4 separate regions of the Homo sapiens genome follow, and regions 2, 3 and 4 are each linked to region 1. The links are chromatin loops, found by intact Hi-C in ENCODE. Cell type or tissue: MCF 10A. All regions are shown on one strand. Region 1 holds the start of LINC00492 (long intergenic non-protein coding RNA 492). Region 2 holds the start of LINC00491 (long intergenic non-protein coding RNA 491). Region 3 has its middle 65 kb from the start of LINC02115. Region 4 overlaps LOC105379104 (a long non-coding RNA gene).

Region 1 (8,000 bases):
GAACTTGATATCTTGGTTGTAGTGTAGTGCTTTTAGATAATGTGATCCGTCCGCAAGGTAAATGTCCAGAGATAGAGGTAGATGCATGTCATTGATGAAAGGAGGGGCATGAATAGCATGATACTGAGGTGGCTCATAATTCATAAATACATTTTTTGTTACTTAGAATGATGACAAATAATGGCGGTTGTGAAGAAAAATGTGTGCTCAGTACCATATTATCTAGAAAGGTGGGAGAAGTTTCTGGAAGTTATAGATGAAGGCAGCATTGTCATTATGAAGGTAATTGACAGATGTTTATGAAGGAGGTAGGCCAAAGCAGCACCTTTGGAAGGCATTGGGACCTTTAGAAATGAGAAGCCAAGAGAAGGTGTTCCTTCATGACTCCTAAATGGCGCTGGGAATGGAAAATTGTGACAGTTCAAGTTCTGAGTTTAAAAAAGGGTTGAAGTGAAATATGTACTGCATGATGTGGGAGTATTCAAGGGAGGCAACTAAGGTGAAAAATCTGGGTCAAGAGTAGTTGAGAACACCATTGTAAAAACAATGAATTGGGAGTAAACAAAGATATATTCAAGACATAATTCTTTTCTAGAAATATTGGGGGATCTAATGCTTTATGAACCCTGCTATACACATATACACACAAACTCACACACTAATCAGCAATGCCTTAAATTCTATTAAAAAAATTGAAAGTAAAGTTAAAATTCTGAAGAGCAGCACAATATTTCATTTAATTGCTAATATTTAAGGACATTGATTTCAAACCATCTATGCGTATAAAATATTTTTTAAAATTTAAATATTTGCTGAGTTCCAAAGAATGTTATATATTGCTAATGTATATGCAAAGTATTACACTGAGTTTAGAATCAAATTTCCTGTTCAGTAAATTAAAAATCTTATCAATGATAGATAAGAGTTGGGAAATAGGATGCTGAGTAAAAGTGAAAATAAAATAGAGCAATTAGTATTCTCCAACCCACTAAGGTGGATGAATGAAAACTGTTACCAGGTAGCTCTTGGCACATGAATGATGGATGGTGAATTTACAGTGCTAAAATAAATCCAACTGATAATTTACCTATTAGACATTCTGCTCTCAATACTGTTTTGAATCAAGACATTTACTAATACAAGCATCAGATTCTGAGTTCATTAATGATACATGGACACATCTGCCTTTCATCATGTGATTCATCTCTAAAGGCAAATTCAGGTAGAATGCTGGCCTTATTTCACAGAAGAGCTTTAGTTCAGAGAACAGTTTAGTTCAGAGCTAAGAGCTTATCTTAAAGGTATCCGAGTCCTTTGATAGGCTTCTGGCATTTGTTGCTTGCTCTCATGCCTTTCATGCTGAAGCTTTTGTCTCCTTTGAGGGTTTGTTCTAAAGAGCAGGCATAGAGAAACACTTCTATGTACCTGGCTATGCCAATTGCTCCATCACATTTGGGGTACCAATAACTTTGGGAATCCACCCATCTCATTACTGCACAAAGAACAATCAACTCAATTCTTTCCTTCTTATTCTGCAGACTGTGGCAACATACGCTCTGTGGGGAAAAGCATAAATGCTCTCTGCCTCACCTCAAGGGAGGAGGCTTTATTCTATCTTCCCTACATAAACCTGACAAGGGCAGGTTTCAGCAACACAACTTTGACCTGTGGGGTTGCAGAACTGGACTAAATAACTCTGAGCACCTGTGAAAGTCCTCTGGGGAATGTCTTTTCCAAGACAATGTTGTATTCCTTGAAAATGTATAAAGAAAAAACCCTGAGCTTGAAATGAAAAGGCATGATTTTGAGTCTAGCCCTACAACTTGCTAGCTGTGTAACATTAGGCAAGCCGCCTTTCTGAGTCTCCTTTTGATATGAGAATAATAAGGATTACCTCCAAGCTGATGTGTAGAAGTCATGAGCTAGTAGATGAGCAATTACCTGGCAAAGATCCTGGTCTCAAAAAATGCTGATCAATAAATGCTAACCCTAAGATGTCCTTAGTAGACATTTGGTAGAAGGCCAAGCATATTGTTAAGTGTTTTCCAGATACCATCTCATTTAATCCTCCCAGCCATCTGGCGAGGTAGTCGTCGTCTGTCTTCATAAACTTGGTGAGAAAAGGAAAGCTGAGAGAATTAAAATAACTTACCCAAGTCACCCAAGAGTAAGTATAAATCATGGAATTTGAACTCATCTGACAACACACTCTTTCCTTTAGCATCTATTGGCTCTGAATTTGAAGTAGAAAATTAAACAGCTTTAAAAAGGAATAGGTTGGAGCTCTATAGAACTCCTGTTCTCATATCCAGGTTACTTGACACTTCTCTTGCCTGACAATTACTCTCTGATATTTCCCCAAAAGTCATTAGAATCTAAGCGCTTGAGAATCTAAGTTTTATTCTTTTTATTATGTTTTTTGTATAGACTACAGTGTCTGCAACGTAGTAGAACATTAGTAAAAGGTTTTTGAATGATGAATAATTTCATGTGTTGGCTGGGGTAAAGATTTGGGACTGTATGGGGGAAGTAAGGCCTGTAACTATTCAAGAGACATAAAGTAAATAATGACTGTGGATTCAAACGTGACACTCTCAGAACTAGTAAGAGCTTAGAAAAGTGTTCTGGACTGCTGGGTCATTCCAAAGATTCATTAGACCAGCAATTAACCAAAAAACTAGCCCAAATCTCATGCAGACCTTGGGATGATTTGGGTTTATTTGACATTCGTTGTTAAACTGGCGCTGATTTCATGACCCAGAAATCCTAATGTCTCTTCAGGTTTCTTTGATGCAGGTCATTCACATCCCAATAATATCATGCAAGCTGTAGAAGTGTATTCAGAATTGGCAGCAATTAAAGGGAAGAGAGTTAAAGGGAGGTAATAGATACTGTGATTTATGGGAAAATAACGCTTCTCTTGCAATTCTATTGCAAGAAGGGATCTACAGAATTAGAAAAAGAAATCATAATACCATTTCAAAATAATGGATTAAATCTTTGTAGGAACTAGTAATAACTTCAAGGGCCTTGCTTAAGGGAAGGGGGCTGTATCTGTTGGGCATTAATTCTGAAGGTTTTTATTCCCTTTGAGGCATCCTATGATCTCTATTCAATAAAGGAGCAAAAAACACCCAGTAATTGATGGCTGTCCTCGTCAGCTGGGGACATTTGCAGGTTTGGGAGAAGGAGAAAATGGGGCTGGAGTGAAAAGTTGGAAGCAGCCCACTGGATAATAGAAGAGAAGAAAATTATAGATCAAAGGATCTAGCTAGCATTTTTTAAAAAGGAGTTTCGGACCTACTCCATTCTCTTCTGTTAGGGTCCTAACAGTTGTAGTTTCTGCTTTTTGAGACACTGTTTTAGCACATAATGGGACACAAGTTTTAAGTTAATTTCTTCTAAAGTACTGACAATTTAAATTTACCTTTAAAAAAATTATTGCTTCCTGAGCTGGTATACTCTTATCAGATAACAACTTCTCAGTAAATAGATGTTTAAAAAATTAAAACTCTCCTTAGATTAACACGTAAACAATTATGATTTCAAGTTCTAATGTTTCTTAGAAAACAAGGTTGTAGGTCCCTTAATATTCACAAGACTTGGGATTCTGAAAAGGAAGTAGTATAGTTCAGTGGGGAAAAATCAAACAAAAATGTTATCTAATTTAATAATCAGATACCTTTTATTCTAGTTCAAATCTTATATGAATAACATATCTCAATCTCAATCCACATTTAAAAAAGCTATCTGTCACATAGAGTAGTACTCTCAGGTCTGAATTTCTATAACAGATATTTCCAAGTTATTCTGCCTTCCTTTCCCACAAACTCAAGCAGTTTTATGTATTTGTGGTATGAAAGTTTTAGTTCCATTATTTAGCACAACCTGCAAGGTATTTACATATGTTGCGATTGTAACCATCTAACGATGTAGGTCTGTTGCGTAAGAAAGGGTTATTACTGTATGGAGGTTAAAAAAAAAAAACTCCAAAAACCAAACAAAACAAATAGATGCATCCATTCCATTGTTGATGTCATGACTAGGTGTTGGGAGGATAAATGAGGGAATGAAAGAAGCTCTTGAGTTCTGGGGAGGACAGCTGCTTCATGCAGGCAAGACATCATTATTATTAATTATCTTTATTCACTTTCAAACCATCTGTTTCCAAACATGGGCACGTGTGGCCCTATTTTCCTATCTCAGTGCCCCCTAGTGTGTACCTTATACATATTTAATCTTCAACTGATTTCAAAGGAAGCAACATTATGTACAGATGGATGGCGCTGGAACAAAGGACAGACATTAATTCATTTCTTTGATGATTTTTTTTTTGTTTGAGACAAGATCGTTCATTCATATTAAACTATTGCTGATGGTATTATGCTAGTAGTTTTTCTTTAACCTTAAGAAAACTAAATAATGCCATCTGGTGGTGAAAATAAATATTCTGGAGGGTATTTCCAGAATTTGTTTATTTCATTTTTTTGTATTTTAATATCTTCATTACTGTAATAGTTTTTAACGAGTTGACTGAAGTCATTAGAAAGTAGAATAAAGATTTTACACAAAAGATAGAAATAAATAGTTTGGAATATATCTAGCCAGATCTAATTATACAGTGATAAAATTCCCAATTCAAGTTCTTTTCACCCATAAAGAGTGGTGACAGATTATGCAAAACCGTGGAGCTGGTTCTCTTCTTAAGTAACTGAGAGTAGTAATTTCCTGGCATCTGATACTATCATTTCTTCTGTAGTCACAATAAATAAAATGATATCCAGCCATGAAATTCAGTACTGCTCTCATGGGTGATAGACCAACTTCCTGATAAGATATGATGCTTTTATTGATTCCCTCTCAATTTTGCTCACCTTTGGAATTCAGGTCATGTCTGAAACCTAGAGGGGTATACTTGCTGGAAGATTTTGTTTTGTTTTTGTTTGTTTGTTTACATGAGAACCTGATGAGTCTGCTATGATAACTCAATGGGGCTGAAACTGGAGACCTGTATAAGTGAAAGATTATATTTTACTTAGGATCCACTCTCTCTCACCCTTTCTGTCCTCTAAAGACTAGGGTATGTCCCAAGAGAGAATTTGTCACACAGGGAAATGTCTTCAGACAACAAATTTCACTGAAAGTTGGCTTTTTCTAGGGTAACAAGGAGGAAATAGGGCTGGCACAAAGACAGTGTTCAATAAATATTTGTTGAATTACATCAAAATGAAGAATATTTCTTCCCTCGAAGCCCTTGTAAGAGAAGACTTCAACCAAAATGAAATTTCTGAAATGCCAATGAACCACATCTCTCTGTTGCTTAAAGTCTTGCAATGGCTTCATAATCCACTCCAAATTCCTCACAAGGCCACCCATAATACGGTCCTTGTATACCTTTTGACTCATATTCTGTCATTCATCATTCCCCCCACTCGACTTCTCTGCTTTAACACAAACATATATCCATGTGCATGCATGTACACACACACACACACTGAAATAGATCTATCCCACCCCCCAAAGCCAGTGTTCTGTTTAGCCTTTGCTGACCAAAGCACTCTTTCTTACTTTACCTAGTAAACTTTTAATCATTTTGAAAGATTCAGTTCAAACACTGCACTACTTCCACTAGGAATCTTTTCTTGAGTTTCTCATGTGGACAGTAGTGCTTTATCCTCCATGCTCGGAGAACCTCATATACATACTCCAAAAAAATACAGTTACTTTGCTAAAATTGTTTCCATGGACATCTTCACTATACCATGTGTTTCTCAAGAGCAAGGGCTACATTCTATTTGTTTAAAATCATTTTTAAATGTTTTGAGTGGTAATTGACCCCCATTAGGTACTTATTAAATGCAAGCTAAAGGCATGAATAATTGGTAGCAGATATTGCTAATCAAGCTCCAACATCCAGTCTTTCTTCTTATTTAATAGAACTCCAACCCACTTCAACCTCTCCGTAGCTACCCACCTAGGGAAGGTCCTATGACAAAGCTCTCACCGTGAGATATAACTGGATAAGATATGTGATGCTTCCTCCTTGCAACGTCCTTATTAAGAAACTGCTGTTCTTAAATTCTTTTGTCTTTTCTGCTTCTCACAGACTGAAAACAGGTGACAACTGGCAGTTTCCTTGGACTTAGTGATGGAAATGAATGTTGATGTTGGCTGAGCTCTCCTGACAGCCTGGGAACCTGCAGAAACTTGGTGACCAGACCACCCTACTTTGGGTTATGTTAGAGAAAAATACATCCTGTCATATTTAAGCCACTGTATTTTGGGGTCCCTTTATTACAGCAATTCAGGTGATGCCCTAATTAGTACACGGTTGAAATGGAAACTATTTTCTATGATATTGAAGCTTTATTTTCTCAGCATTGTACCATAGAAAATATTTCCATTTCTATTATGTATCAGGATATAACCTAGAAATACGTCATGGAAAACAATTAAATATTACTTTTACAGATAAGCTTCAAAACACTATCAAATTTCTATTTATTGCCTGTAGAACTTAAATTATCATTAAAAATTAAAAGGCAACTATTTCCAAGAGTAGAAACTTTATTTACAATCTTTAAAAATATCCTCTAGTCTTAAGACCCTACCTTGTTTTTAGCTTCTGTGTCTTCTTCCCTCATTGAAGAATCAGTCATTCACTTTAGGCACAGCCTTGTGTTATATGTTAGGAAAATCTTGACCTTGGATGGAAGAGAGAAAAGGAACTCCAGAATGACAGCCAGGTATTAATTGCTAGCATTACCTTCAGCAGCACTTAACACTGTTGTGCTTTTTCTTCTGAAACCTAATATTCATTCTTCTTTCTGGCCCTGGTATCTGAAACCATGTTTTAGAAACCTGAATAGCAACTGAAATGCTGTAAGGCTGGAATTGCATTCTTGCAATTGCCAGTGACCTGATTCAGGATACATTCCCTTGATCTAGATCATATGACTTATTTCTTGACCAACCTGTTAGAAATTTCCACTCTGGTGATTTTCCTCCAGTATGTACCACTGGGTATCTGTTACTATACTCTGTACATTTGTCTTTTGCTTATCAGGAGGCTATTATCATACCTAAAATCTGTGTTTGTCCCCTATTTCACTTGAGTGCCTGACACTTTCAGATGAAAAAGTCTTGGTTCCTCTTAGTATTCCTTTGTTTCCACTGGAGTTAAGGGTCAGTAATGAGAATGTCCTGAGATATAATGATATTGGTGAGTAGCTTCCAATTTGTCATTAATATATCATTAATATATATATATTTATTAAAGAATTTCATTGCAAAACATTAGGCTTTTGGGCAATATTGTCTTTAGCAATTGCCTTCAATCTAAGGTTGAAGGTATGCAAAACCATCATAGTGAACACTGTAATTTATCCCTGCCCTATACTTTCCTTTTCTCTCATAAATTATGTGGACTTTTTGGCCTTTTGTTAATTGCTTCTCTCTCATCTAGCTAGTCTAGCAATCAAATGTCCCTCCTTCTTCTTTTATAGAGGTAGGCATGTGAGCAGGGCTGAGCAGTGAGTGGCCTGGAATGTTGATTGATCCAAGGATAGGAAAATGGCTTAAGCAAGGCCTCAATATCCTTTCAAGAACTGATGTAGTTGCTAGAAGACAGAGAGTTTTTTTTCTCACCTTCTGAGATCATGTGTCATAAGAGCATTCAACCTGGAGAGGCAAATGACCAAGAAATAGAGAGAAAATAGGTTCCTGCCAACATCTTCTGAACATCCGGACTACGATTATTTTTCCTGCTCCTTCCAATAAATATGCAACAAGTTTGAGCTCTTTTACTTGCAAGGAAGGTAGTCTAAACCAGAGGTGATAAACTATGGCCCCATCATCTGTTTTTTTTTGTAAATAAAGTTTCATATGAACACAGGTACATGCATTTGTTTACATATTGTCAATGGCTTATTTCCCACTCCTACTGCAGAGTAGAGTGGTTGTAATGGAGATTGTATGGCCAAAAAAAACCCCTAAAGTAT
Region 2 (8,000 bases), 86 kb before region 1:
TTTCTCTTGTGGGCATTTAGTGCTATAAATTTCCCTCTACACACTGCTTTGAATGCGTCCCAGAGATTCTGGTATGTTGTGTCTTTGTTCTCGTTGGTTTCAAAGAACGTCTTTATTTCTGCCTTCATTTCGTTATGTACCCAGTAGTCATTCAGGAGCAGGTTGTTCGGTTTCCATGTAGTTGAGCGGTTTTGAGTGAGATTCTTAATCCTGAGTTCTAGTTTGATTGCACTGTGGTCTGAGAGATAGTTTGTTATAATCTCTGTTCCTTTACATTTGCTGAGGAGAGCTTTACTTCCAAGTATGTGGTCAATTTTGGAATAGGTGTGGTGTGGTGCTGAAAAAAATGTATATTCTGTTGATTTGGGGTGGAGAGTTCTGTAGATGTCTATTAGGTCCGCTTGGTGCAGAGCTGAGTTCAATTCCTGGGTATCCTTGTTGACTTTCTGTCTCGTTGATCCGTCTAATGTTGACAGTGGGGTGTTAAAGTCTCCCATTATTAATGTGTGGGAGTCTAAGTCTCTTTGTATGTCACTCAGGACTTGCTTTATGAATCTTGGTTCTCCTGTATTGGGTGCATATATATTTAGTATAGTTAGCTCTTCTTGTTGAATTGATCCCTTTACCATTATGCAATGGCCTTCTTTGTCTCTTTTGATCTTTGTTGGTTTAAAGTGTGTTTTATCAGAGACTAGTATTGCAACCCCTGCCTTTTTTTGTTTTCCATTTGCTTGGTAGATCTTCCTCCATCCTTTTATTTTGAGCCTATGTGTGTCTCTGCACGTGATATGGGTTTCCTGAATACAGCACACTGATGGGTCTTGACTCTTTATCCAATTTGCCAGTCTGTGTCTTTTAATTGGAGCATTTAGTCCATTTACATTTAAAGTTAATATTGTTATGTGTGAATTTGATCCTGTCATTATGATGTTAGCTGGTGATTTTGCTCGTTAGTTGATGCAGTTTCTTCCTAGTCTTGATGGTCTTTACATTTTGGCATGATTTTGCAGTGGCTGGTACCAGTTGTTCCTTTCCATGTTTAGTGCTTCCTTCAGGAGCTCTTTTAGGGCAGGCCTGGTGGTGACAAAATCTCTCAGCATTTGCTTGTCTGTAAAGGATTGTATTTTTCCTTCGCTTATGAAGCTTAGTTTGGCTGGATATGAAATTCTGGGTTGAAAATTCTTGTCTTTAAGAATGTTGAATATTGGCCCTCACTCTCTTCTGGCTTGTAGGGTTTCTGCCGAGAGAACCGCTGTTAGTCTGATGCACTTCCCTTTGAGGGTAACCCGACCTTTCTCTCTGGCTGCCCTTAACATTTTTTCCTTCATTTCAACTTTGGTGAATCTGACAATTATGTGTCTTGGAGTTGCTCTTCTCAAGGAGTAACTTTGTGGCGTTCTCTGTATTTCCTGAATCTGAACGTTGGCCTGCCTTGCTAGATTGGGGAAGTTCTCCTGGATAATATCCTGCAGAGTGTTTTCCAACTTGGTTCCATTCTCCCCATCACTTTCAGGTACACCAATCAGACGTAGATTTGGTCTTTTCACATAGTCCCATATTTCTTGGAGGCTTTGCTCATTTCTTTTATTCTTTTTTCTCTAAACTTCCCTTCTCTCTTCATTTCATTCATTTCATCTTCCATCGCTGATACCCTTTCTTCCAGTTGATCGCATCGGCTCCTGAGGCTTCTGCATTCTTCACGTAGTTCTCAAGCCTTGGTTTTCAGCTCCATCAGCTCCTTTAAGCACTTCTCTGTATTGGTTATTCTAGTTGTACATTCTTCTAAATTTTTTTCAAAGTTTTCAACTTCTTTGCCTTTGGTTTGAATGTCCTCCCGTAGCTCAGAGTAATTTGATCGTCTGAAGCCTTCTTCTCTCAGCTCGTCAAAGTCATTCTCCATCCAGCTTTGTTCCGTTGCTGGTGAGGAACTGCGTTCCTTTGGAGGAGGAGAGGCGCTCTGCTTTCTAGAGTTTCCAGTTTTTCTGTTCTGTTTTTTCCCCATCTTTGTGGTTTTATCTACTTTTGGTCTTTGATGATGGTGATGTACAAATGGGTTTTTGGTGTGGATGTCCTTTCTGTTTGTTAATTTTCCTTCTAACAGACATGACCCTCAGCTGCAGGTCTGTTGGAATACCCTGCCGTGTGAGGTGTCAGTGTGCCCCTGCTGGGGGGTGCCTCCCAGTTAGGCTGCTCAGGGGTCAGGGGTCAGGGACCCACTTGAGGAGGCAGTCTGCAGGTTCTCAGATCTCCAGCTGCGTGCTGGGAGAACCACTGCTCTCTTCAAAGCTGTCAGACAGGGACATTTAAGTCTGTAGAGGTTACTGCTTTTTGTTTGTCTGTGCCCTGCCCCCAGAGGTGGAGCCTACAGAGGCAGGCAGGCCTCCTTGAGCTGTGGTGGGCTCCACCCAGTTGGAGCTTCCCTGCTGCTTTGTTTACCTAAGCAAGCCTGGGCAATGGCGGGCGCCCCTCCCCCAGCCTAGCTGCCGCTTGCAGTTTGATCTCAGACTGCTGTGCTAGCAATCAGCGAGACTCCGTGGGTGTAGGACCCTCCGAGCCAGGTGTAGGATATAATCTCGTGGTGCGCCGTTTTTTAAGCCCATCAGAAAAGCGCAGTATTCGGGTGGGAGTGACCCGACTTTCCAGGTGCCGTCCATCACCCCTTTCTTTGACTCGGAAAGGGAACTCCCTGACCCCTTGCGCTTCCCGAGTGAGGCAATGCCTCGCCCTGCTTCGACTCGCGCATGGTGCGCGCACGCACTGACCTGCGCCCACTGTCTGGCACTCCCTAGTGAGATGAACCCGGTACCTCAGATGGAAATGCAGAAATCACCAGTCTTCTGCGTCGCTCACGCTGGGAGCTGTAGACCGGAGCTGTTCCTATTCGGCCATCTTGTCTCCTCCCGTGGTAAGTTTTTTTGGGGGTTAGAATTTCAACTTAAGAGTGTTGGAAAGACACAAACATTCAGACCACAGAAGTTTCATTTGTATTTACAATTTGTATTTTCAATTTGACATAAATAAAAATGAGACTTGCAGAATGCAATTTAGAAAACTCAGCCATGCACGCTACTGTAATAGTTCTATTAAGATGTATTTTTAAATGCTGTGACAAAATATTCCTGCCATCTTTAAAAAATAGGTTTGATGATTTGAAAATGGACAGGTCACTTTAAAGAGATCCTTAGTAGTCTATGGAAAGTAACATTTATAACAACTTGAAACTCAAAGGAAAGGAAACTCGGGGAGAAGCACATTCAATAATTTCCAAGGTAACATGGATGCACACTACGTGTGCGGCTTTCATCTCATTTCTTGCTTCCGTGGCCTTCCAAGGAAGAACACAATGTATTCTTCATTGAAAAAAAATTGCAGAGAAGGCAGTGTAAGAAAGAGGTATTTTGAGAACTAATTGAAGTCTTTGTAAGTCACGTTAATGCCTTTCTGCCAATAACTTATTTGCGGATACAGGAGGATTTTCACCCCTCCTCTCCCTGCCACCCCCATCCCCAAAATATCCCACACCTGGGTTACATTGGTTGAAAAAATAATTGTTCCGGTACTTTTCAAGCATTAAAAACATTGTATGTGAGTGTTTTGTTTTTGTTTTTTGTTTGTTTTGTTTTGTTTTTCTTAGTGCAAGATTAATCAGGCGGTCTCAAGTGTATTTAAAAGTTAGGAATGAGGAGGGCACTGTGATGACCGTCATGGCCAGTAGAGGGCAGGAAACTGGAATGGACGGGGGAGCGGGCCATGTACAAAGCGGGGCTCTGATCTCTCTTGTGTTTTGGTGCAGTTTGTATGGACTAGATGGCTGAGAACTCCAGTAGAGAGGAATAAATCACCACCAGAATCAAAAGAGACTGGAACAGGTGAAAATTAGAAAGCTGTTGTGACAAAGTCCAGGATAAGATGTGAGATTTCTGGGGCAGGTATCTGGTGATGAAACCAAGAAGAGCATGCCGTTAAGAATTTGATCAAGATTGAATAACTTCTGGCAATTTACTTATAAAGTGACTTTTGCAGTCCTGGGTCATGGTACTCTTGCATGTACTACTGAGAAGTCACATTACAAAATAAAAAATAAATTTAAAAAGAAGGAAAAAAGAAATTTAAAAATCTTTGCCAAGTATGTAGGGGAAAAGTTGTATATAACTTTTTTGTCTACTATAAAAGAAGACGACTTTTTTTGTCGTCTACTAGTGAGTTTGGATATTTTTCATACTTTTAAAAACCAATTTTAATTAATTTTATTTTTCTTTCCCCTCAATTAAATACAGTCTTACCTTTAGTGAATATTATTTATGTAATATTATAAACATATATTATACATAAAGTAGTGCACCAAGATTCTGGAGAGGGGGCTGTAGGGAGATTAAAACAAAAGGCCTGGGCTGGGCATGGTGGCTCACGCCTGTAATCCCAGCACTTTGGGAGGCCGAAGCAGGTGAATCACGAGGTCAGGAGTTCGAGACCAGCCTGGTCAACATAGTGAAACCCCATCTCTACTAAAAATACAAAAAATTACCTGGGTGTGGTGGCTGGCTCCTGTAATCCCAGCTACTCAGGAAGCTGAGGCAGAAGAATTGCTTGAACCTGGGAGGCGGTGGTTGCAGTGAACCAAGATCACACTACTGCACTCCAGCCCGGGTGACAGTGTGAGACTCAGTCTAAAAAAAAAAAAAAAAAGAATGTCCACAACAAATTCCTCCTCTGAAATTGATATATTGGCTAGATAGAACAGCAGGTGCAGAATAATGTGAACAGAGAAGGAAGGGAATGGGGGCAGAAAGTGTTAAATGCAGACACACTGCTAAACAAAATCACCAGTAAGTGGAACTTATATACCTCCTTTGAATTCTGTCCCAGTGGTCAGTGTTGGAGAATTGTCTCTGGGTCAGGGGCAGAAGAGAAGGCTAGATGGAAGATCCAAGAAGCCCTCTGAGACTCAGGGAATGCTTTATAACATGTTTACCTGCTGGCTTACTATTTAAAGATGTCAAGGAAATTTCAGGTTTCACTTCTAATGGTATAAAACAGTGTTTTGCCAAGAAGACCCTGTAAAGGTCTTACTTAGGACTCCTGCCTTCACTCAGGAAGTGTGTTTGTGAACACACACTACAGCTAGTGGATAGTCTTAGGGCCACTAGCTGAGAGTCATTTTCGTTTTAGGAAAAGCAAGTTTTGCATTGAATAAAGGAGACATTTTATCCTATATTGTACCCTCCCTCTGGGCTTTGGCAGTGCACCCAGCTTTCAGTAGGGAGAGCCTAATTTGGTTACTTCTCTGCAGTCTTTGATTAATGCACAGGACCATTCATGCCATTCATGATCATGTTAGTGACTTTCTCAAGGGCTCTCAACTGGATAAGTCAGCAGATGGCTGAGAAATACTCACCTGCTGTTTACAGTCAGTACGAAGCTTGTTAATCTGGTTCTTCCAGGAATCTCATGTGAATGAGACTAGCCACTATGCTACTCTACACACAATTTCAAAAATCTGTTTTTTTGCTCAAGGTTCAACTATCAAAATGGTTTGATAGCATAAGTAAAGTATTTTGCAGTTCCCTTTTCTGAGATAAAACCAGTTTGACATCTATAAAAAGACAGAATTACGTTACAGGATTAGAAGTGTTAATGCGGATGTGAAATTTGACACATCTGCTAAAGCATGGAAGTCAATCCACCTATCAATCATTTGCATAGGGGAGAGAACACATTCTTTTCCTGGATGTATCATTTATCACCTGGGTGACCCTGGGTTTTGCAATTACCTATTCAATTACCATTTCCTTAAATCTGTTAAGTTGAGATTAAAAACAGCAAGCAAGCATACTTCACTGAGTTATCTTGAGGATCTAAGAAGACTACATAAATGAAAGAATTTACAAACTATAAAGCCAAACACAGATGTGAAGAGTTATGGCCAAGAAGTGGCATGCATGGATCATCTACTATGTTTCTGACACAGCTTTGGAAGATACAAAATAGATCAAAGGTGTGACCGTTGCCCTCCACGTTTGTATGGTCCGGAAAACTGAGAGCAGCACAAGACAGTATCTGATAAAGGTGTAAGGAGCTGCTGCAAAACAAGTGGCATCAGGGTTTAGAAGAGAAAGAGATGAACAAGGGTTAACACGCAGATTAGCAGCATTATGGAAGTGGTAGGTATTGACTTGCACTTTGAGAAAGGAAAATGGGAGAACGGAGAGGATTGATATCAAAAGAAGCTAAAAAGGGCTTTAAGTTCTAAGTTTATCATTTATCTCCTGTCCTAAAACGTCCTTTTTCTACTATGTTCACTGTCAAACTCCTTATTTATAAGTTAACTTCATCCTTGTCCCTAGGAACTCCTCCCTGACCCTCCCAAATGGAGCTGATCACTGTCTCCCTTAGTGGCTTCTAGCCTGGAATAATACACATTTACATTATTGAAATATCTCATCAACAATGGAGTAATTGGTATCATTTTTGAAGTAAGACAGACCTCGGTTCCAATCTCATTTTGCTGCTACTGGGCCCTTTGACCTTGGGCAAATCCTTTACACTCTTGAGCCTGAGTACCTTCATCTGTTGGTTGTGAATGATAATAACGACATAGGGTTATTATGAGCACTAAATAAGGAATAGTGTCTAAATGAGTCTTGCATGTAGTAAAGAAGTGACTTCAAAAACAACATCCATTGTTAAATTTTATGAATCCCGTTACCCTTGTTAGATAGTGTGGAGCTCTCATTATGCTCTTTTTAGATACTAGCACCTAGCACAGGGGCCAGGTACCTAGAGGGTACCTGATAAATATTTGAACAAATATGAGTATTCAAGATGGAAAAAGGCATTTTAGGACATGGCAGGAGCAAAGATACAGAAATAGAGATAATCTGTGTGAGGGAATAGTTGCAAGGGGTGAGACTAGGAAGGGAGAGGTAATGAGATAATTCTTCTGATCTGATCAGAGGAAAGATTTGTATAGGGGAATAAATTATGCTGGCTGGATTGATGGGGTCCAGGTGGAAGAAGACGAGGCCCAGAGTGTGGATTTGTTGTAGGTAAGAGGGGGAATTTCTTGAGGAAGAAAGACACAATGAAAATGATGAATAAATTGCTTAGGACTTTTGTGGTCCAATAAACAAGTTATTTTTAGAATAATAGATAAATTCCTACCATTATTTATAACTTTAATTTGTTACATTTTTACTTTATTATAAGAGGAACATGTCAATATTTTTCTCTTGATGCCAAGTTTTAAAAGAAAAGCAAAATAGGTATGGCTGTGTGGTAAGGACTCCTATAAATCAGTGAAGATCCGGCCTTCTGAAGAAATTAAAGGGTGTCTTAAATATAATGATTAATGTCTTTAAAATACCCATCAATCTTAGAGGAATGAACAAACCACTATTAGAACCATATGTCGCCCTCATTCTTTGTGTGGAACTTCCATGAAAGTCACTAGGAGTTCAGTGGAATGATGAAGAGAAGCATATGGCACTAGATCTGAACTAAATTAATAACAGTATGAAAACACAGTTAAATAGTGATAATCCCCCTTGTTATCCAGCTTTTTTCTTTTTCAGACAACTCTTGGTGTCTAGTTAAGCACCAGAAAGACACTTGTTAATGGGGAGAGCTGATGTGTGAGGAGAAACCATGTGGCATACCTTTTGAAACAAGCTGAAGAGGCAGTGATTTGGGGCTTCCGTGCTCAGGACTGCCATGGAGTCATTTGGAGATCAAAAAAAAGCCTAAACCTGATTATGCTTTAGGCATTCCATCTGGCTCTGACCCACACTGTTGCCATAGCCACCCATCTCCTAGCAACAATGAACAGGGTTTTCAGGGCTCTAAAGTGACAAAGCATGTGAGCAAATAATATAAATGTAATCACAATCGGCTAATAATCCAAGAGGTTATTCATAGTTAAAGTTTACTGTGAAGAGCTACAAGAATCTGTGGTTTCATGATTGTATCTTTTTCTGTGATGGGTTTTGATAAGAAAATGCCTT
Region 3 (8,000 bases), 890 kb before region 1:
TACTACTTAGAAAGCTAGTACCAGTATGGGCAAGAGGTGATAGCAGTCGGGTCCCAGGTAAGAGTAACAAACAAAGTAGATAGATGTCCAGATATACTTAAGAGCTAGAATCAATAGGATTTGGTGATGGATTAAATGTGGCAGCATGTCTTAGTTTCTTCAGGCTGCTATAACAAAACAGCATCAACTAGGTGGTCTATAAACAACGGAAATTTATTTCTCACAGTTCTGAAGGCTGAGAAGTCCAAGATCAAGGCACTGTCAGATCCAGTGTCTGGCAAGAGCCCACTTCCTGGTTCATAGATGGCTGTCTTTTCACTGTGTCTTTACGTGGTGGAAAGGTCAAGGGAGTATCTGGAATTTCTTTTTATAAAGGCTATAAACTCATTTATGAGGGCTTCACCCTCATGACTTAAGCACCAAAGGCCTCACCTCCAAATGTACTCCCTTTTGCAATTAGGTTTCAACAAATGAAATTGGGGGAGGTTGGGGCGGGGACAAACTTTCCATTTATAGCACAGTGAAAGGGTAAATAAGAAGGAAGTTTCTGGCAAAAGTAATTGATTGGATAATGTATTATTTACTGAAATAGGAGGTTATAAGGGTGTAAAGTGAGAGTTAAGATCCTCAGTTCAGTTTGAACTATTGTAATACTGTGATTGACAATGTGATTGATATTCTTATGTAGGTACCTGGCTATTCTATATTATATACATTGTATGCAGTATATGTTACAGGATGGTATGTAGAGAATATATAGAGTGTTCAAAGCTACAGAAATTGATAAGATGGCTAAGGGAGAGAATATAAAGTGAGATTAAAAGAGAGTCCTTAACTTAAGTCCTAAGGGTGTACAGAAAAGGAGATAAAAAGGTGATTGAAGGAGTGGCCAGAGGGTATAAGCAAAACTCCAAAAACTGTGTCATAGAGCCAAGGGCAAAAAAACAAAACAAAAAAATAAAAGGTTTCAAGCAGGAGAGTGATTAATGTTTCCCAGTGCTATGGAGAGACCATATTATGACAAGGATTGGAAAGCATCCAGTGGGTTTTGTGTCATGGAAGTCATTGATAACTTTGGCAAGAGGCAGTCTTAGTTATCAATAGTGAGTTCAGAAACAGCCAATTCATTAATGTCAACTGAAAGTTGAAAACAACATTTGAAGACTCGTCTTTTGAAAAGCTTGGCTGTGAGAGAGACTAGAGAAATAGGGAAACTGAATAACATTTAGTCCATTTACAGTGAATGTAATTAATGATATAATAGAGTTTAAATGTTATTATTTTTGCTTTCGATTTGTCCGTTCTGTTCTAAAATAGTTTTATTACTTTATGTATCTTGGTAGTTACTAATTTTTGCTATAATTTTAATAGCTATTCAAAAGATTACCATATCCACTGTGACTTCTTATAGTATAAATTAGTACTTATTTTATGGACATTATAGCATCTAATTAACCATGTCCTAAGTAATGTATTTGTGTTATGTATTTGAATTCTGTACAGTTTGCAAATCCTACATTAGAATTCCTGTATACAATCAACATTCTTTTATATGTACCCACATATTTACCTTCTATTGATATTCACCTGTTACCACATATTCAGATTTAAACCTGAGACTATATTCCTTCTTCCAGTAGAAAACTATTTAGTCAGAGGTGTGCTGGTGATTAGTTTTCAGTTATCCTTGCATATATCTTTATACCTCCTTAATGCTTTCAGAATTGTTTTATTGGATATAGAAGTCTAGATTTGGTAGTTGTTTTCATTCAAAACTTTGAATGTGTCTTTCCAGTTTTTTGGGGGCAGGTGGGGGGCTCTCATTGTAATAATAAGATCATTAGCTAACTTCTCAATAGAACAATGAAAGCCAAAATAATACTATTTTTGTCTCTCTGTGCTTTATTCTGCATATATTCTTCTGACATACTTCCAACTCTATAGTTTAATAGCAGATTCACTCCAGTCATTAATTTCAATAATTATATTTTCATTTATAGTTTCCATTTTTTTATAGTTTTCTGTTTATGCTGAAATTTTCAAATGATTTTATTTCCTTGAACGTATTAATCATAGCCATGTTAAAGTCCATGTCTAATGGTTTCTTTATCTGGATCCCCCATAGTCTGTTTCTATCACCTGCCATTTCTGCAATTTTGTTTCTGTTGGGAAAATAAGAATATTCATAATCCAAGGTCATTTTAATGTGATCAGTGCTGAAATGATTGTGAGTCAACCTTCAGTCCCTGTGAGAGTTAGTCTTTTTCCAATTTGCCCTAATTTCCAGTATTATTCTTCAAGGTTTTAACTCAGTCTTACATAACAGGACCACCTCTCTGACGAGGTCTTGACTCCATGAATCTGTTGAAAGCTCTGCTCAGCTTCTCAGCCTTTTTAGATGGAAGTGACTCCAATGTTGGGCTCATCTTTTGCTGGACTTTAGCCCCATTGGTCTTCACTCTCTTACCAGTTCTGATATATTCGAAGAGAAACATACTTAAATTTTTAAATTTTTTTCAGCAATACAGTTGTTGCTCTAACTAGTCTGCCATTACCAAAAGGAGAACTCCAATGACAGCTGAAAAGGAAGGTAGTATGAGGGAAGAGTTGTTTTTGTCATAGTTTTTAAGATGTGAAGTACCAATTTAAATGTGAATGCCTGATGGAGGTAGTAACAAGTAGAGAGAAAATTTGAAGATACAAAAAAACTGATAAATAATGGAATAAATGATGGAAACATGTACTGTGTAGGCCATCTATCCCCAAAATCACATATATCTAGCCCATAGGTTCCAGCAAAAGAATTTATATAAGACTGAATGTTCAGCCAGGTTAAAAACAAAAGGAAGTATTCCCTCTACATTGTAGCAGAACAAGCCAGTTTGTGTTCTGTTCTATGAATCTGTATATATGCAAGAATCCAAATGTGGGAGTGTGGGGGGGACTAGGAGGCACTTCACACACTGGGCTTTACACATGCTCAAAGAAAAACACAGTGTTATGTTTGAAATACTTGTCTCTATTTCAGGAATTCTGATCATCGCAGCATATTTACTCTGCTATGCTGGGTGAGGAGTCCAGGGGATGGCATGGCACACAATAGTGACAGGAGACTTCATTTTGAACAAAGAATAAAATTTGGAGCATGAAATAAGATTAAATATTTTATGCATGTATCCTGAATGTCTTTTGTAGCTAAGGCCTGTTAATCTTTATTTCCTTTTATCAAAGAAAAATGAGCGATATTCCCTTCCAAAATTGCCAAGAGGCTAACAATTCACTTTTAAAAGCTGTAAAGCTCTAAAAGTAAATGGAGATAGGGTGGAGAAGTGGAATAGAGTGTGAGCTTTGAAGGTCAGTTTGGCTCTGCAGCCCAAAACCTTAGAATAATCATTTTATGCTACAACTTTTGGTTAACTAAAAATTACCAGAAAAATGGGTAACTCTTGGGACTTACCCTGGAATTAAACCAAGAGGCAGAAGAGAAACAGGCCCAAAGAATAACTTTGAATGGATGGTGAAAGGAAACAATATTGTTTATTTCTGATGGCACCTTATGGTCCCATTGTAACCCAAATGGCCCCATGCCTGTTAAATATTCAGGTGACTATATGGTAGAGACAGAATGTTGGAGCTCCGGGGAGAAACCTGGAAAGAGATTCAGCTATGTTAATCATTTGCATTTAGAGATGGTATTATATGCCATGAGGTTACCTAGGAAGAATGTCGGTTACAAGAGAAGAGAGCTGAAGACAAAGCCCTTGGGTGGAGGACAGAGCCTGTCAGAAGTCTGGCGCGGGAGGATGATCTCGCAATAAAGCCTGAGCAGGAACTGGGCAAGAGGAAAAGAAAGGGAGTCTTTTGTTCCCAGAGCCCAAAGAGGAATGTGTTTCAAGAAGATGGAAGTGGTCAGTAGAGTCAAATGCTGCTTTGAAGTACTTGTCTGCTAGACAAAAGCATCTTAGTGGGAGAGTGGACCTGTCTTGATGTGGGCTCACCTTGTCTGGACTTGACTTATCTATATCTTTGATCTCACTTTTTCTCAACCTAAAAACATGTTTGTCTCTGCCATCCTGGGGAAGGGGGTGGTGGGGGGAGCTACCTTGAATGCACGTTTCTCGTAACTTTCCATATTTCTCCTCCCTTTCTAATGCAAAATCTTTGAAAAAGCCATCGAATGCTATCATTCTCCACTATCTTTTCTAACCTGCAACAATCAAGTGTCTGCTGGAGTTGTATAGGTTGTTGTTGAAATCACAAGCATGGCCAGATTATCCAGGAAGAATGTGTGGGATAAAAAAAGCAATGAGCCACCAACATTTAATAGAAAATTGTGTTTATATAATACCTGATAAGGCTTTTATGAGGATTAAATTAGGTAATGTATGTAAACCAGTGATTACAGGGCCTGGGACATAGTTTCAGATACTATATTCCATCCCCTTGACACGTTTTTACCCCATTCTCAGTAAACTGCCCGTGGTTGTGTAGCCAAGTAGTACAGATTCAAACTCAGGTTTGCTTGCCTAAAAAGATGATGTTCTTTCTTTCCACTACATTGAGTTTCCTTCCTAATGCTTGTGTCCCTAGTTTTGTGCCTGACTGCAAACCACCTGCTCCTGGAGACCACACCCCAGGTTCAGCTCCTAGGTTTACATCTTGGGTCTTGACCTCTCCCTGACAATCTGATTCTACTCTAGATCTCACCTGTTCCCACATCCTAACTGTGTCAGACCCTAGAGAAAGGTGTAAGACTACAGAGAGGCAAATACGTGAACTATTAAGTAGGATTTGTGAGCATCATTTGCGGAGATCACAAGAGTAAAGCAGAGAAATGCCCAATTAATAGAAGAATGCTTGCAGCATTTAGAAAGAAGAGAACAAGTCAATATATGCATGTGGTTAATATAATTGAGATCTTAAGGTCATCTCCAAGTTCCCATACCTCATTGGAATCTTATTTGTAATTTAAGAGATGCCCAGTAGATGGAGCAGCTTACTCATGCATGATTATTTTCAGAGACCATGGATCGTTTGAATCATAAAATTCCTGTTAATGCTGGAAGAGACATAAAAAATAATTTAGACCCTCTCTTCCGAAATAGAAAAACAAGGACTAAAAATTATGCAATTTACAATAGATTTACAGCCCTTAAGCCAGGTAGCTGATGTTCATCTGAAATCCTCCTGTTGATACTGGTCACCAGCTTCTGACTTTGGACAAATTCCCCTAAGAAAGGAATGGCACTAAGCAGCTAGTTCTAGGTTAGGAGGGTGTTAGGGTGTTAGGGTATGTGGGGGGAATGTTGTCTGTTATAGGATGACCACATTTCTTAGGATAATACTTTGTTGGAGCAATCTTCCAAGTATTAAGAAGTCCCCCACCACCCCTCAAAAAAGCGCATTTTAGAATGGGAAGAAATCCACCCCTTTGCTTCTCTGACTTTCTCTCATCACCTTCTGCTTTCCTCCCTAAAACCAAATCCCACTTGCCAAGGGTATGTTCAGGTTGTTAATTAGAAGGCTAGTATCCAAAAATAGCTCCCTTTCCAGGCTGCCCAGTACCTGAAATTCCCAGGGATAAAAGCAAAGCCATCATTTCATGTCTGCTTTTAAAATATATTCCTGGGAGAAATCCATATCCATTTACTTACTTACTAAATGCTTATTGAGAACTTATTATATGCCAGGAATAGAGCTGCAAAAATGGTAGACAAGGCCTACAGTTCTCATGAAGTTATGCTTTACTATGGGAAAAGACAGAAAAGAAAGAAGACAATTTTAGATACCGGTAAATATTTGGATTTGAGAGTGGCTGAAAGGGTGGGATGAGGTTGGGAGGCTATTTTCAAGGTATAGTCAGGGAAGTCTGTCTCAGAAGATATGATGTAAGGTAAAACAAAGATCTGGGAGAATGAAACAGCTAAAACAAAGGACCTGAAGAGGGAGCATTAAACTGTTTTCAATCATTATATTCCTACCAAGCATTAGACAGTTTATCAGGCTGCTTCTTAAGTGCTGCTACCTGGTATAAAGAAAAATACCAAAGGAAATAAAGCTCAAGTGAGGAAGAGGAGAGGGGTCTTTCTGCACCACATCAGATATATCCCCTTTCCCTAGGGTGAAGGGGCAATTGAGTGCAGCAGCGTGGCACTGGTAGGTCAGGGAGTGCTGGAAGGGGAGGCGGACATCACAAGACACAGACAGACCCATTAAGGACAAACTGAGGATGCCAAATGCAAACTGTAGGTACATAAAAGTAGTTCTTGAAAGAGCACTTAAAATAACCAGCCTATTCCTACCTCTCTATCTCAGTGTTTCTCAAATTGAACCACCGAGGCAGTTGTCAGATACTCCAGGCATCACATCGGGTCTACCAAATTGGTATTTATGCAGTGGGGCTCAGGAATATGGATCTTAATAAACACACAGATCATGAATGTCATGCACACTCAAGTTGAGAACTGATGCTCTGTAAATTCATATTTGTATCAGTGCATCAGCTCTTCAACATGGCCGTCTTTCTCCTTGCACAGGGTCAATTGTTCAAAGTAGAAAGAGGCTAAAACACCTCTGAGAGAAAAGAAAAGATTAATGTATCATAAAAAACCTGCAAAATACTAGAGAGTTTTTAATGAGATCTTTAATATTGCTCTTTATAAAAAAAGACATAGGTCTTTGGTAATTTGCTATTTTTAATCTGTAATATATAAATATAAAGGAGTATGTTTCCTTCTAAATTTGAATTTAAAAAGGACATTGGCCATCCTTCAAAAATACAATATTGTTTTTTCTATGGATGTTGTAATTTTGTGGGCAGTAATTTGTTCTCTCTAAATCTCAAGAACATTGAGCCCTCACCTCATCCTGTTGTTGGGACACAATGCAGAAGCAGTTCTGTTGGTGAAATTGTGGGTTGGGAGGATGCCATTTCAACTTCTGCAGCAAACAATGACATGGCCAATGCATTTGGAGTGATGGAGAAAATCTGTATGTTCTTCATATCCATTGGTATCTTTGTATTCAATTTAGAAAACTGTGCCCAGAACAGTAAGAGTAAATCTGGACTCCTTACCTACCTTCCATCCTTAATTAGGTATTGGGTTTTTAAATAATCCTTCCACTAACCCAACTCCAATAACCAAACAGAACAGCAGGATTATCTAGCTGCCTGATATATTATAGTCAGATAAATGCTTGATTATTTACATTTTATGCTCAAAAATTTGAAAAGAAAGCATACGATCTCTTTCTTCCACAGATTTTTCCAGTAGGCTATAATGCCTAACATTAGCAACAGCAGCAGCAGTTATAGCAGCAGAGCCTTTGGAAAAGGTGTTCCAGAAACCTGACAACGTTTGCACAAAGACTGTTAAACCACTATTCACACTTCTTTAAGTGTTTTAACCAAAATGTCAGAGGCTTCATTAGGGTGGAAACTATTTTATGGTTCCCTAGTACATAAATTTTTTTCTTGGAATTACCTTATTTGAGTCAATTATCTGCTAAAGCAGCAATGGGAGAATCAATCAATGAAAATTTGTCTCTTTGTTCTTCACAAGGAATTCTTGGAGTATGATTCCAAGAATGGACAATTAAGACAAATTATTCATGAAGTACATATGTCATTTGCATTTTTCCCTTTGGGATAAGGTTGTCATCTTTGTTTACATAAAAGGTATTTCCTTGCAGAGCTGCCCTTTTACCTCAGAACTAAGATAATGTTTCCATTTAAACTGAGTCATCCTTGTCCTAAATATTGCATAATGGCACAGACTGCTATCTCCTGTTTCCTTGGGCCAAACACAATGACAAGGCAAGCTAGGCTGTGGTCATTGAATCTCTTTGTAATCACTGCCATTTTGTGTGGTGGTCAGATGCATTTGTTATATCATGGGAATTATAATACTGAATAAGTTGCATAAAATTCTATCCAAGAAATCTTAAAAAGCTTGCAAATGGAATGCCTTATCTAGCTACGAAAAAATGTGTTCTGAAAG
Region 4 (8,000 bases), 97 kb before region 1:
CCTCTCTCACCACTCCTATTCAACATAGTGTTGGAAGTTCTGGCCAGGGCAATTAGACAGGAGAAGGGAATAAAGGGCATTCAATTAGGAAAAGAGGAAGTCAAATTGTCCCTGTTTCCAGATGACATGATTGTATATCTAGAAAACCCCATCGTATCAGCCCAAAATCTCCTTAAGCAACTTCAGCAAAGTCTCAGGATACAAAATCAATGTGCAAAAATCACAAGCATTCTTATACACCAATGACAGACAAACAAAGAGCCAAATCATGAGTGAACTCCCATTCACAATTGCTTCAAAGAGAATAAAATACCTAGGAATCCAACTTACAAGGGATGTGAAGGACCTCTTCAAGGAGAACTACAAACCACTGCTCAAGGAAATAAAAGAGGATACAAACAAATGGAAGAACATTCCATGCTCATGGGTAGGAAGAATCAATATCGTGAAAATGGCCATACTGCCCAAGGTAATTTATAGATTCAATGCCATCCCCATCAAGCTACCAATGACTTTCTTCACAGAATTGGAAAAAACTACTTTAAAGTTCATATGGAACCAAAAAAGAGCCCGCATCGCCAAGTCAATCCTAAGCCAAAAGAACAAAGCTGGAGGCATCACACTACCTGACTTCAAACTATACTACAAGGCTACAGTAACCAAAACAGCATGGTACTGGTACCAAAACAGAGATATAGACCAATGGAACAGAACAGAGCCCTCAGAAATAATGCCGCATATCTACAACTATCTGATCTTTGACAAACCTGAGAAAAACAAGCAATTGGGAAAGGATTCCCTATTTAATAAATGGTGCTGGGAAAACTGGCTAGCCATATGTAGAAAGCTGAAACTGGATCCCTTCCTTACACCTTATACAAAAATTAATTCAAGATGGATTAAAGACTTACATGTTAGACCTAAAACCATAAAAACCCCAGAAGAAAACCTAGGCAATACCATTCAGGACATAGGCATGGGCAAGGACTTCATGTCTAAAACACCAAAAGCAATGGCAACAAAAGATAAAATTGACAAATGGGATCTAATTAAACTAAAGAGCTTCTGCACAGCAAAAGAAACTACCATCAGAGTGAACAGGCAACCTACAGAGTGGGAGAAAATTTTTGCAACCTACTCATCTGACAAAGGGCTAATATCCAGAATCTACAATGAACTCAAACAAATTTACAAGAAAAAAACAAACAACCCCATCAAAAAGTGGGCGAAGGATATGAACAGACACTTCTCAAAAGAAGACATTTATGCAGCCAAAAAACACATGAAAAAATGCTCACCATCACTGGCCATCAGAGAAATGCAAATCAAAACCACAATGAGATACCATCTCACACCAGTTAGAATGGCAATCATTAAAAAGTGAGGAAACAACAGGTGCTGGAGAGGATGTGGAGAAATAGGAACACTTTTACACTGTTGGTGGGACTGTAAACTAGTTCAACCATTGTGGAAGTCAGTGTGGCGATTCCTCAGGGATCTAGAACTAGAAATACCATTTGACCCAGCCATCCCATTACTGGGTATATACCCAAAGGATTATAAATCATGCTGCTATAAAGACACATGCACAGGTATATTTATTGCGGCACTATTCACAATAGCAAAGACTTGGAACCAATCCAAATGTCCAACAATGATAGACTGGATTAAGAAAATGTGGCACATATACACCATGGAATACTATGCAGCCATAAAAAGTGATGAGTTCATGTCCTTTTTAGGGACATGGATGAAGCCGGAAACTATCATTCTCAGCAAACTCTCGCAAGAACAAAAAACCAAACACCGCATGTTCTCACTCATAGTTGGGAATTGAACAATGAGAACACATGGACACAGGAAGGGGAACATCACACAACGGGGACTGTTGTGGGGTGGGGGGAGGGGGGAGGGATAGCATTAGGAGATATACCTAATGCTAAATGACCAGTTAATGGGTGCAGCACATCAACATGGCACATGTATACATATATAACAAATCTGCATGTTGTGCACATGTACCCTAAAACTTTAAGTATAATAATAATAATAATAAATCAATCACGACCCTTTCATGTGAAATCTTTAGTGTTGTGAGCCCTTAAAAGGGACAGAAATTGTGCACTCGGGGAGCTCGGATTTTAAGGCAGTAGCTTACTGATGTTCCCAGCTGAATAAAGCCCTTCCTTCTACCAAAAAAAAAAAAAAAAGAAAAAAGAAATCAGAAAAGGTAGCATATTTGTATTATTCAGGGTTCTCCAGAGAAACAAATAATGGGATAGGTACGTAGATATACAAACAGATAGACAAAGATTTATTACGAGGAATTGGCTCACACAAGTATGGAGGCTAAGTTCCAGAATCTGCTGTCTTGTCTGTAAGCTGGAGGACAAGAAAGCCAGTGGTATAGGTCTGGTCCAAAACCAGAGGCCTCAGAACCAGGTGAGCCAATGGCATAAGTCCCAGTTTGAGTTTGAAGATCCAAAAACCAGGCGCACTGATGTCTGAGGGCAGGAGAAAATGAATGTCCCAGTTTAAGGAGAGAGAGCACATTTGCCTTTCCTCTGCCAATTTGTTAATTCTCATTCTCAACAGATTAGATTGGATGGTGCCCACCTGCGTTAGAAGAAGTTGATTCTTCTAACATGATCAACATTTGGACTTTGCTCAGTGGAGAAAGAGCAAGGAGTGTTCTATTCCATACTTAGGTCTGAGTCAGAGCTGTACATACATCCTACAGAAAATAAGCTCTGAGCTCCTTTTCGTTATCACTCTCTGTAAAACATTCTGCACAGAAACATTCTAAAATTTGCTCTATAAATTGGGAAGGCTGGAAGTTCTTTACTTTGTGGCTGAAGTGAGGAAATCAATCTATCAGCCCATATATTTTTGACTAATCAGCAAAATATTTACTGTCTTTTCCTATATTTATCAAATGCATAGTAACTCTAAAGGCATGTCAATGTAATATCTAGTAAGGAATTAAACAAACAGTTCCAATTTTCTTATGCTCAAGATCTTTTAGAACTAGGTTTAATTGCTTTCAGGACCTAGCTCTCTGGGCACATTCTGATAGGCAAGACTAGTCTACTTTTGGACCAAAGTATTTTTCTGCAATTATGGAATACTGAAAATTCTTCTCTTTTCTGGGGAGAAAAACAGTCAACCTACCCTTTATTATAGGCCAATGTACTCTTTAAGATGTTGTGGAGCTACTTTCCATGCAGGCTTAAAGGAATTGAGTAGAAGAAAAAGAAAAAGCACTTAGTTTTAACTATGAGAAATCAGGACAGAAGAATTCTAAACATTATGGATGATTTTGTCAGATTTAGTAGAATTAAGAGATGCTGACACATACGATTTCTAGAAGCATAAACATCTCAGTTCCACTCCATGCTTTCCATTGGCGTGAATGAAATTTTGATCTGTGTATTCTCACTATCTCCTCCTACTAGTGCCTTATCTGATGTATGGATTTCTTTTTCTGCATATCTGATGTTGCCATGCCTCCTAGACACTTCCTAGCTAACCTGGCAAGCCTCCCTCAAGTGTCACTGAGGGATCTGGTGTGCCTTGCTGCCCCCTATTGGTGGCCAAAAACTGTTAAGCTAGGGGCTCCAATGCAATCTTAGACTTTGTTGATTAATGCCAGCATCTGAGAGGCACTGCTTACAGGAGCTTTACTATAAAGTTGTTTTTAAGCAAAGCAACTATTATGTAGTGATTTTTATTACTTTAAAATTAGTGGTTTTGTTTTTAAAATATTTATTTTGACTTCGTTTTTCATTCTAAATTTATAAGGAATTTATTTAGTTCTTTTTATGGTCTTTTTCTAAGATTGCCACTACATTGCCGAAAGTGCAAGGCAAAAGTTTCCACTAGAATTGTGCAAATGTTTTATTTCTTTGCACTATTAAAACAAAAAATGGACTTCTTATGGCTGTGAACACAGTTCGTTCTCTAAATTGAAAACATGTCTATTGGATTTGCATATTGCTTCCTTGAATCAGGCGTTTTTTTTTTTAAGATTTTAGTGATGTATTAGTAGGCTTAGGCTACCATAACAAAATATCATAGACTAGAGTCTAAGTAGCTTAAAAAACAGAAATTTATTTTCTGACAGTTCTGAAGGCTAAAAGTTCCCACATCAAGGATCAACAGGGTCTGTTTCTGGTGAGGGTTCTCTTTCTGACTTGCAGATGGCCACCTTCGCGCATATGGTGAAGAGGAAGTGCTCCAGTGTTTTTTCCGTTTATAAGGACATCAGTCCTATCAGATAAGGGTCTCACCCTTACAACTTCATTTAACTTTTCCTAGCTCCTCACAGGCCCTGTCTCCGAATGTAGTCACACTGGGGGGTTAGAGTTTCAAAATATGAATTTTGGGGCGACACAATATTGTGTCTCTAACAAATGGTGACATGTGGATTTTAATAATCTAACAAAATTTCAATTAATCAAATTACTTTAAAAAATCATATACCATGAGATAAGAATAAATGGAAATGGGCTTGGTATCAGAATGATAAGGCATGGTCCTCACCGTGTGAACTGACAACACAGCTGAGGAAAAGGTTCTAAAATCAAGACTAACACAAGGGAAAAAAATGAGAATGTAAAGTACTAGCTCATCATACTGTCTTTAATTATAAAAGAAGTTTAAGTGTTGCCCAGAATAACCAGAGAAATGCTTTAAGACGAAATTGTATTTAGCCTCGTTCTAAAGGACGACTAAGGTTTTATTAACTTCAGTGAGGGAGGTATGAGGAAGAATATTTTACCACCAGGAAGGCACTGACTTCAGAATGAAGACAAAATGTGCATTACAGTTTAAGTACCTTAGCCTGACAGTCAGAGAGGACATTTAAATGCCTTCTACAATAAAATATTATCGTTTAATAATCCCTGTATATGCATAGGATGCTGGTTCAGAATATATACATGGTCTCTGTTCTTTGTAAGTTTGCAATCAAAGACCATAAATACTCAAGTCTGACAGTTTGGTGCTTTCAGAATTTGCTTAAATCACCTGATATTTTCCCACTAGGCTATGGACCTGACAAAAGCAGCGGGTTATGTGTCTTGGGCTGAAGCATGACACAAAGAGCCATTGATGTTGGGCTGAAAACAGAAAAAAACTCTTCCTCCCTTTGTTTCTTTGTTGTTGTTGTTGACTGCTTGGTGTGTCCAGAATAATTTTAGAGCATCCAGTGGAACCCCTAGCCATTCCATAGGGTAAGGGGTTAGAAACACCAATTGGTTTGAAAACCTTGATACTTAATACTTTCTGTGGCTTCTCTTTAAATTACTCTCAATAGTTTATTTATTCCTCAAACCATGGGGAAATCAGGTCTGGAAACATCAAGTGATAACACCAAGTGAATGTTAAAGACACACACCGCTCTACCTACCAGCAGCGCCTGTGAGCAGAGTCTATCCCACTGTGGACATATGTCTAGTGTTACCATCTCCAATCATATAAATGCCTTGGTCTGATCAGTAATGTACACCTGTAATTTAAACTGGATTCTCTACCACTATTAGACAAAAAGTTGTTTTCTGAAAAAGCCATTGTGATGTCAATCATATCTCCTTTTGCAGGGTCTGGTCTGGAGAAAAAACTTGTGTGGTTGTTGAAAATTGTCTTTGACTTTGTCCTTATTTTGAGATCATTTTCCTCCCTCTGTGGACTCTCTTCCGGCCCAGGTTACCACATTGCACTTCTCCTGCATGTTCACCTCTGCTCTCCCCCAATTAATCAAAGAAAACTCTCTGTTATCAGTCCTCTAAAAGCTGGTGTGAATTTAAGTCATGGTGTTATCTCTCTACAGGGAATTTATATTTTTAGTTTATCTATAATTATAGAATAAATGCCTTTATTCTTGGTAAAAGAAGCTTCAGGCATGAGCAGAGCAAACAGAAATGCTTTTAAAGTCAGGGGGACTTTCTGTTGCTGTTGAAATTACACAGAAGAGATAGCAGTCAACTTTATTGGAAAGATTGGTATCCAAATTGTAAAAGTACCTCAGACTTAGGGGTTTATGTAAAATGCAAGGTCAAAATTACAATTAAAGGCATATTACTAAAGTATTTTGGAGATAAGGAAAGTGAAATTGACATTTACTGGGCGTCCATATATGCCATGCAATGGTTCAGGTCTCCCCTCATCTCTTTAGCTCATTTTACAGTTGCCAGTAATTCTGTGAACCCTTCACCCCACTTTACCAGTAAGGAAATGAAGTTCTGGAGGTTAAGTTTCACAAAGATCCCACAGTTAGCAAATGATGGAGCCATGTCTCTGTGGCTTCAAAGTCCATTATCTTGGCACGGTGGAGAGAAAAGTTGTCAAAGTCCATGACATTTGAACATATGATTTTGTTTGTGCTATTAAAAGTTTGCTTTGGACATTTTGAATTAAACTCCTTTAATCATGAGGTGGCATGTAACTTTGCACCGCATTACCTTGCTGGTTTTTAGTATGCAGAACCAAGATGAATTGCCTTCAGAAAAAAATTTCAATTCATTTCTGTAATCAAAAACTGTCAATATAAAAGGATGGTGAGGTTATATTGTGGAAAGTTACAAGATTATTGACAAACTACCTCATACCTAGTTGGCATATGTTACTCTCCAACTAACTTCTGGATATTAATGTTTCTGCAACGATTGAAAGTAAGCCAGCCAAAGTCAAGCCACACAATCATATGAGGTGAGTAATCATATATCCTGAGCCAAAAATGTGTATGCATCAGTGAACTGACTACTTGAAATTATGGCTAGTCTTTTAAGAATTAAAGAGGCTAATGTTGTATTTTCTATAAATTAGATTTTCCTGTAGGTCTACTTGGGAATGTATTTTAATCTTTTGCTGAATGAATCTGCTCACTTTTTCATTTTATTGAAAACTAAAGAGGAAATTAGGTGATAAATAGAAACTGTTACTTTTCTATCAATTTGCAGTGTACAAACTGAGTTAGTGACTTATTTGCCAACCTCATTTTCTAAGAAAATACATAGACCATCTTGGAATTCTCAAAAGTAAAAATGCCTGAGAACTATAGTGAAGGGAATCAAAACCAATTCTTGTTCAGGTCAACAAACACACCCACTTGTAAAAATTGAGCCATCTTTATGAACCAAAACCAATTTGAAACCTCATTTTTGTGCTATGAAGACCATTTTGTATAATATTTTCAAAAAAATTTAAAATATAAAGTGATTTTTTCTCCTAAATCATTAAGTTACACTAAATCAATGTGAATAATAGTAATAAATCTTACTAATTTAAAAATGTATCTTCTGTAGCTATCTATTTTAGAGTGGACTGTATTTTATCAGATAAAAACGTTAACCTACAAACACAATATAAAATATATTGTTAACTGTAAATTATTCAATCTAATATGAAGATTATACACTCTTTTTGGTTTGCTTATTTTCCCTCTGGTTATCTGCCTTTAGGTAATCCCCTTTGCTTATAATTATCGTGAACAGTGATTGGATAGGAAAATGAAAGGTTACAGAAATTTACTCAGAGCTTAATCTGTCTTTGTATATGATGGCAGTGGGGAAACAATTTGTAACAAGTATGTAATGTGATAGTTGGGTTTTTAAGGGTTCTATCTTAGTCCATTTGAGCTGCTATAACAAATTACCACAGACTAGGGTAGTTTATAAACAAAGAAATTCATTACTCATTGTTGTGGATGCTGAGATGTCCAAACTGAAGGTGTTTGCAGATTCACTGTCTGGTGAGGGAGAGCTTTCTGGTCCACAGATGGTGCCTTCTCACTGTGTCCTCACATGGTGAAAGGGGCAAGGGATCTCTCTGGGCTTTCTTTTTATAAGGACAATAATTCGCTAAATCCCCACCTTCTAATACCCATCACATTGGGGGTTAGAATTTCTTTTTTTTTTTTTATTATACTTTAAGTTTTAGGGTACATGTGCACTTTGTGCAGGTTAGTTACATATGTATACATGTGCCATGCTGGTGCACTG

What was found. Hi-C counts contacts between places; a loop is a spot of excess contacts. Peaks named below come from ENCODE experiments on the same cell type or tissue, not always from the same donor. Only the 100,000 strongest peaks of a DNase experiment are listed, where the experiment ranks them.
Region 2: a loop joins it to region 1, with 10 times the contacts of the local background. A loop is called at or near these places in 41 of 110 quality-filtered maps.
Region 3: it touches region 1 in a loop (23-fold over the local background); 3 of 110 quality-filtered maps call a loop at or near these places.
Region 4: a loop joins it to region 1, with 3 times the contacts of the local background. A loop is called at or near these places in 23 of 110 quality-filtered maps.

What each region holds. Positions count from the first base shown.
Region 1 is chr5:102,580,178-102,588,177 of GRCh38, reverse strand. LINC00492 (long intergenic non-protein coding RNA 492) reads right to left here and starts at 6,810. Exons shown (of 2, transcript NR_047462.1): 1 at 6,612-6,810. In MCF 10A, CTCF peaks have their summits at 4,179 (motif pointing left) and 4,387 (motif pointing left); no DNase peak of the experiment used is centred here.
Region 2 is chr5:102,666,132-102,674,131 of GRCh38, reverse strand. It overlaps LINC00491 (long intergenic non-protein coding RNA 491), which reads left to right and starts at 2,668. Exons shown (of 2, transcript NR_103756.1): 1 at 2,668-2,905. It overlaps LOC105379104 (a long non-coding RNA gene), which reads right to left. Exons shown (of 4, transcript XR_948632.4): 2 at 7,656-8,000. RefSeq lists a silencer at 3,692-3,791 and an enhancer at 5,933-8,000. In MCF 10A, a CTCF peak has its summit at 3,748 (motif pointing right); no DNase peak of the experiment used is centred here.
Region 3 is chr5:103,472,819-103,480,818 of GRCh38, reverse strand. It overlaps the pseudogene PDZPH1P. Among named protein-coding and RNA genes, the nearest start is that of LINC02115, 65 kb to the left of the region's middle. In MCF 10A, a CTCF peak has its summit at 4,977 (motif pointing right); DNase peaks (open chromatin) are centred at 4,988, 6,898 and 7,778.
Region 4 is chr5:102,677,167-102,685,166 of GRCh38, reverse strand. The region is part of intron 2 of LOC105379104 (a long non-coding RNA gene); the gene reads right to left. Among named protein-coding and RNA genes, the nearest start is that of LINC00491, 9.7 kb to the right of the region's middle. In MCF 10A, a CTCF peak has its summit at 3,567 (motif pointing left); a DNase peak (open chromatin) is centred at 3,566.